Linked DNA regions of Homo sapiens: region 1 is linked to region 2. A link is a contact called in ENCODE Hi-C data. All regions are on one chromosome and are shown on one strand. Each heading gives the region's core, a stretch centred on a gene start or an enhancer-like site at or near the end of the contact. The rest is flanking DNA. Distances are from core to core; before and after follow the strand shown. Region 1 holds the start of OR4S1 (olfactory receptor family 4 subfamily S member 1). Region 2 has its middle 43 kb from the start of PTPRJ.

Evidence for each region. Hi-C counts contacts between places; a loop is a spot of excess contacts on that map. Pooled maps may share reads with other maps.
Region 1: a map of naive thymus-derived CD4-positive, alpha-beta T cell shows a loop between it and region 2 (8-fold over the local background). The contact joins the promoter of OR4S1 here to the enhancer-like site in region 2. A Hi-C loop is called at or near these places in 3 of 168 maps with a recorded cell type or tissue (A673, IMR-90 and naive thymus-derived CD4-positive, alpha-beta T cell), 14 of 37 single-sample maps with no recorded cell type and 15 of 50 pooled maps.

The regions. Positions count from the first base shown.
Region 1 is chr11:48,304,806-48,308,324 of GRCh38, forward strand. OR4S1 (olfactory receptor family 4 subfamily S member 1) reads left to right here and starts at 1,418. Exons shown (of 1, transcript NM_001004725.1): 1 at 1,418-2,347. The coding sequence starts at 1,418. The coding sequence ends at 2,347.
Region 2 is chr11:47,936,217-47,939,477 of GRCh38, forward strand. No RefSeq gene overlaps it. Among named protein-coding and RNA genes, the nearest start is that of PTPRJ, 43 kb to the right of the region's middle. Within about 2 kb of position 1,574, at least 4 of the 41 ENCODE cell types and tissues checked have a DNase peak (open chromatin) inside an H3K27ac peak, as active enhancers do.

The DNA.
Region 1 (3,519 bases), core at 168-2,667, 370 kb after region 2:
TTATAGTCTTTGTGTGGCCCTGTTAGCTGACGTCAATGTTGACCCAGATTTGAGGGATCCTCAGTGGCCAAATTCTTGGATGTTTGCAGTGACAGCAAGGGTTTTCAGGCTCGTTGCTGGTAGTGGCTGCTAAGGTCTTCCTTATTTAATTTTCTCCCACTGGGGAAGTTGTGGCTTAGGGAACCATTTGACATGGTTCTGGTATGTGTGCTTCCTCTTGATGTTGGTGGCACAGGTGTATTTTGGGTGGCACCTATTGTGCAGCCATGTAACTGAGGCTTGGGTCATGGGCACACCTGAAGGAACTATGGTTCTGGGATCTGGAATGATAATGACACTGGTGCTTAGGGTGAAGACACTCCTGCCACCACATAGGTAACAGTGCTAGAGGTGTGAATGCTTTGAAGCAGCCAGGGAGCCAAGAATGGGAGCATAGATATATGTAGAGTTACAATGGCTCTGGAGTTGGGGTAGGGACTAACTTTCTGTGGAGGGTGAACTGGTGCCCAAAGTGTGGGCATGCCCAGAGAGACCTTGACTCCAGGGCCCAGAGCTTGCTCTAGTGATGGCCCAGTGTCTGATACATGGGTGGGTGCAGTGCAGTCCCAGACCCTGGGTCTGAGTGTGAGCTCTCAAGGGGCAGCTGCAGTTTGGGGTTTGCATGGTGTTGGGGAGGTGGCAGCTCCTTTTCCAAAGTAGCTCAATAGCATCTGCTTCTTGCAGGTGGAGGCAGTACAGTTGTGTCTCCCTCTCTAGGGTTTCCTGGTGGGAATGGCTCTTGGTTATCTCAGTGGCATAAATGCTAGCGTTCTCTGCAAAGCAGGGATCTTGATGACTACCACCACATGGCTGATACTAATTGCCTCAACCTTTCCTGTTTGTTCCTAACCATCTCCTGGCATCTCAAGTATGCAGATATCACTAGAAATCCTTCGTGTGCGGCTATTCTCCATGTTTTTGCTCCTCTGTATTGCTGCAGATTCTTTAATGGGCCCTTGAACCCTCGCAGACCTATTTTGGTTTGTGGATAGCTGTCTCTCTCTCGCTCTAGAGATATATATATAAGATATACATATTTATATATTATATATTTAAGATATATATATTTATATATTATAGATTTATATATATTATTATATATAATATAAATTATATATTATATATATAATATATATTATAATATATATTATATATTATATATATATAATATATATTATTATATATAATATATAATTTATATATATATATAATAATATATTATATATATTATATATGTATTTTTTGTGATGGGGATGAAGGCTAGTATCTTTCTTACTCCATAATCTTGGTGGTATCTCAGAAAACTTTCTTATGTCTCATAATTTATGTCTTTGCAGAGCCAGCCAGCCACTTTGTCGGTCATCAGGGCAGATAATCCATGGGTGCCAAGAACAATGTGACTGAGTTTGTTTTATTTGGCCTTTTTGAGAGCAGAGAGATGCAGCATACATGCTTTGTGGTATTCTTCCTCTTTCATGTGCTCACTGTCCTGGGGAACCTTCTGGTCATCATCACCATCAATGCTAGAAAGACCCTGAAGTCTCCCATGTATTTCTTCCTGAGCCAGTTGTCTTTTGCTGACATATGTTATCCATCCACTACCATACCCAAGATGATTGCTGACACTTTTGTGGAGCATAAGATCATCTCCTTCAATGGCTGCATGACCCAGCTCTTTTCTGCCCACTTCTTTGGTGGCACTGAGATCTTCCTCCTTACAGCCATGGCCTATGACCGCTATGTGGCCATCTGTAGGCCCCTGCACTACACAGCCATCATGGATTGCCGGAAGTGTGGCCTGCTAGCGGGGGCCTCCTGGTTAGCTGGCTTCCTGCATTCCATCCTGCAGACCCTCCTCACGGTTCAGCTGCCTTTTTGTGGGCCCAATGAGATAGACAACTTCTTCTGTGATGTTCATCCCCTGCTCAAGTTGGCCTGTGCAGACACCTACATGGTAGGTCTCATCGTGGTGGCCAACAGCGGTATGATTTCTTTAGCATCCTTTTTTATCCTTATCATTTCCTATGTTATCATCTTACTGAACCTAAGAAGCCAGTCATCTGAGGACCGGCGTAAGGCTGTCTCCACATGTGGCTCACACGTAATCACTGTCCTTTTGGTTCTCATGCCCCCCATGTTCATGTACATTCGTCCCTCCACCACCCTGGCTGCTGACAAACTTATCATCCTCTTTAACATTGTGATGCCACCTTTGCTGAACCCTTTGATCTATACACTAAGGAACAACGATGTGAAAAATGCCATGAGGAAGCTGTTTAGGGTCAAGAGGAGCTTAGGGGAGAAGTGACATTCCAGAGAATCTCAATCCAGCTAGGAAATTGGGAGACTTTCCATCTTGTAGCATCTAACACAGCCTTTTTATTTCCAGTCTGATGTTTGCAATGGCAATTATCCTCCTAGCTCTTGTTGTTATAATAATTCCACATATTCTTTCAATCCTTTATTCATTAAATATTTATTGGATGTTTACAGTGAGTGAGAATACAAATAAAAGTAAGATATAATCTTTCCCTCAAGGAGAGTACAGTCCAGGATGCTTTTAGTGCGATATTTAAGAGCTCATTCAGGAAACGTGTGAGGGCCTGTGAATGAGGGAGTGTCTTGGAAGTCCAGATATCTCATTGATAAATGAATAAAATCACTACATAATTCCTTTGTGTTGGCTAACACAGTGCTCAATGGAATTCATTCTTTTCTTTTAAGAGTAAAGAGCCACTTTACTCTTACCCTTTCATGCTCTCAGCAGGCAGATAAATAAATAAATAAGTAAATAAATAATGTGGAGAGGTCAAGGGATTTACTAAAAGTTACACTTTAACTCCAGAGCAGGGTGAGGACTAGAACACAGGTCCCTAAGTCAGCTTTCAGAGCTTTTCCTCAGGACCTCTTGATAAAGTGTGACTAAATGGACACCAAGCAGGAATGACCAAGAACTTTTGAAAGACCAGGAATGATGGTGATGATGACTTGGGATGATGAAGAGAACAACCAGGAAGAACAAGTTGTCAGCACTTCTTTCAGTGGTGCTGATTCCTCTCTCCAGCAGAACAGCTGACTGCTGCCCTCTTTAACCCCTGTTGCTTTGCTCCATTTTGCCGCTAGAGGGAGCCAAGTTTGTACAGAATGCAATTAAACGAGCCGGATTAGGTATCTCTTAAACATTCGTGGGTCATGTAACCTCATTGGGCCTCAATTTCCACATTTACAGAAGGAGATATTGACAATACCAGCTTCAGAAGGCTGTGAGAGGACCTATAAGACTTTGTAAAGACCTAAATCAAAGTCTGTTGTTCAATGGTGGCTGCTAGCTGTTTTAACATAATATCTTCGATTCCCCTTTCTCTTCCTATTCACCCCTCTATCCTTTCCCTCAAAGCCCTTGTAACCAAACTATCTGATTATTTCATTTACTCCAAAAATGTTTATTGAACACTTAGCATTTGCTGGGTGATATTCCTG
Region 2 (3,261 bases), core at 324-2,823:
CAAATGGGGGAGGGGGGTGTGAGTCTTCTGTGAAAATGGAGGCCAGGAGTGGTGGTTCATACTTGTAATCCCAGCACTTTAGGAGGCCGAGGTGGGAAGATTGTTTGAGCCTTGGAGTTGAAGACCAGCCTGGGCAACATAGCGAGACCCGTTTTTCTATTTTTTTTTTTTAAAGAAAGAAAAGGCCAGGCATATGCTTGTAATTCAGCACTTTGGGAGGCTGAGGTGGGTGGATCACCTGAGTTCAGGAGTTCAAGGTCAGCCTGACCAATATGGTGAAACCATGTCTCTACTAAAAATACAAAAAAAAAAAAATTAGCCGGGTGTGGTAGTGAGTGCCTGTAGTCCCAGCTACTCGGGAGGCTGAGGCAGGAGAATTGCTTGAACCTGGGAGGTGGAGGTTGCAGTGAGCTGAGATCTCGCCACTGCACTCCAACCTAGGCAACAGAGTGAGACTCGGCCTCAAAAAAAAAAAAAAAAAAAAAGAAGAAGAAGAAGAAAAGAAAAATGGATAGGTTTAGAGATGAAAAGAAAGCAGAGTAGAGAGAGGATATGAAGAGAAAATAAAGAGGGGAGGAAAAGCATCCACTCTTGTTAAGGAGGGCCATGAGCCTAAAATGTTGACTCCTCCTATCCCCACTACCCTGTGTCTCCTCTAAAGAATCCACCAGCTGGTCTTGTTAGCTCTACTTCCAGAAACGTCCGTGATTCCTCCACTTCTCTCCATCTGCACTGCCACCTGCCTTCAGGCCACATCACCCCTCACCTGGTCTTCTTACTTCTTTTCTTTCTTTCTTTTTTTTTTTTTTTTGAGACAGGCTCTCACTCTATAGCCCAAGCTGGAGTGCAGTGGCGAGATCTTGGCTCTGCAACCTCTGCCTCCGGGATTCAAGCGATTCTCCTGCCTCAGCCTCCTGAGTAGCTGGGATTACAGGCACCCGCCACCATGCCCGGCTACTTTTTTTTTTTTTTTTTGGATTTTTAGTAGAGACGGGGTTTCACCATGTTGGCCAGGCTGGTCTCAAACTTCTGACCTCAAGTGATCCACCCGCCTCAGCCTCCCAAAGTGCTGGGATTACAGGCATGAGCTACTGCGCCCGGCCTGGTCTCCTTACTTCTTTTACACTTTTCATAGTTCATTCTCCACACAATAGCTAGAATCATCTTTTAAAACATAGATCATTTCACTCTTCTGTGAACATCTTTTTACTTAAAAAAAAAATTTTGGGGGGACAGGGTCTCACTCTGTCACCCAGGCTGGAGTATAGTGGTGTGATCACAGCTCACTGCAGCCTTGACCTTCCAGGATCAAGTGATCCTCCTGCCTCAGCCTCTCAAATAGCTGTACTACAGGCACATGTCACCATGCCTGGCTAATTTTTGTATTTGTGTAGAGGCGGGGTTTTGCTGTGTTGCCCAGGCTGATCTCAAACTCTTGGGCTCAAGTGATCTGCCTGCCTTGGCCTCCCAAAATGCTGGAATTACAGGAATGAGCCACTGTGCCATGACCTCTTTTTTTTTTTTTTTTTGAGACAGAGTCTCACTCTGTCACCCAGGCTGGAGTGCAGTGGCGCAATCTCGGCTCTCTGCAGGCTCGACCTCCTGGGCTCAAGTGATTCTTCCGCTCTAGCTTCCCGAGTAGCTGGGACTACAGAAGCATGCCACCACGCCCAGCTAATTTTTAAATTTTTTTGTAGAAATGGGATTTCCATATATTGCCCAGGCTGGTCTCAAACTCCTGGGCTCAAGCAATCTGCCCACCTCAGCCTCCCAAAGTGCTAGGATTACAGGCGTGAGCCACCATGCCCGGCCTGTGTGATCATCTTTTATCAGCTTCCTGCTGCACTTGGAATAGAATCAAAGCTCCTGGCCAGGCTGTTTGAGCTGGCCCCTGCCCACCTTCCTGACCTTATCTCCTACCAATCTCCCTTGCCCTCGTTACTTCCTTCAATTCACCCCGAGGACATGAGAAGCTTGTTTTCAGGGGCCTTTGCATTTGCTTTTTCTTTTGTCTGGAACACTCTGCTTCCAGGTCTCTGCATGGCTGTCCCCTTCCTACTCAGGTCTTCCTTAAATGTGTGCCCACAGAGAAGACTTCCTGACCACTAGGTCCAGCGCAGCCCCAGTGCCTTTCTGTCACTGCACCCTGATTCATGACGTTGTGTGTGCTCCTGCTATCACAGCCTGGCCCTCATCACTGTCTGCAATAATCGTACTCCTGTGTTTGCTTGTTTATTGTCCATTTTTCCCTCTAGAATGTAAACTGCATGAGGATAGAAATTTCTCTTGTTCATCACACCAGTGCCTACAGCTATGAGTGTTTGGCAATAGTAGGGATGTAGGCCGGGTGTGGTGGCTCACATCTGTAATCCCAGCACTTTGGGAGGCTTATAAGGTGGGTGGGTCACCTGAGGTCAGGAGTTCAAGACCAGCCTGGCCAACATGGTGAAACCCCGTCTCTACTAAAAATACAAAAATTAGCCAAGCGTTGTGGCACATGCCTGTAATCCCAGCTACTTGGGAGGCTGAGGCAGGAGAATCACTTGAACCTGGGATGCGGAGGCTGCAGTGAGCCAGAGTACACCATTGCACTCCAGCCTGGGAGGCACAGTGAGATTCCGTCTCAAAAAAAAAAAGTAGGGATATAATAAACAGTTATTGAGTGAATGGAGGGATGGGCTGAATTGATTGGAACAAAGAGTTCTGGTGAAACAAAGAAGTGAGTGGGTCAGGGAGACATATTTGAAAGGATTAGGGCGAGATTGAGGTGAGGTGGGCCTCAGATGGTAGCTGAAAGCCTCTAACTGTTTTCTGTGGGCAGTAGAGAGCTGCTGAAAGTTGTTGATTTCCTGAAAGCAAGGTTTGCTTAATACTAGTGTGTAGGATGGATTAGAGGAGTGCCTAGGGGTAGGCAGTTAGGAGAGTTAGGAGACTACTGGAAATCCATAGGCCGGGTGTGGTGGCTCATGTCTGTAATCCCAGCACTTTGGGAGGCTGAGGCAGGAGGACTGCTCGAGGCCAGGAGTTTGAGACCAGCATGGGCAACATGAGAAAACCCCATCTCTACAAAAAAATACAAAAATTAGTTGGGCATGGTGGCATGCCTGTTGTCCCAGCTACTCGGGTGGCTGAAGTTGGGGGATCACTTGAGCCTGGGAAGCGGAGGTTGCAGTGAGCTGAGATCATGCTATTGCACTCCAGCCTGGGTGACAGAGTGAAACCCTGTCTCAAAAAAAAAAAAAAAAAAAAAAAAATCCAGGC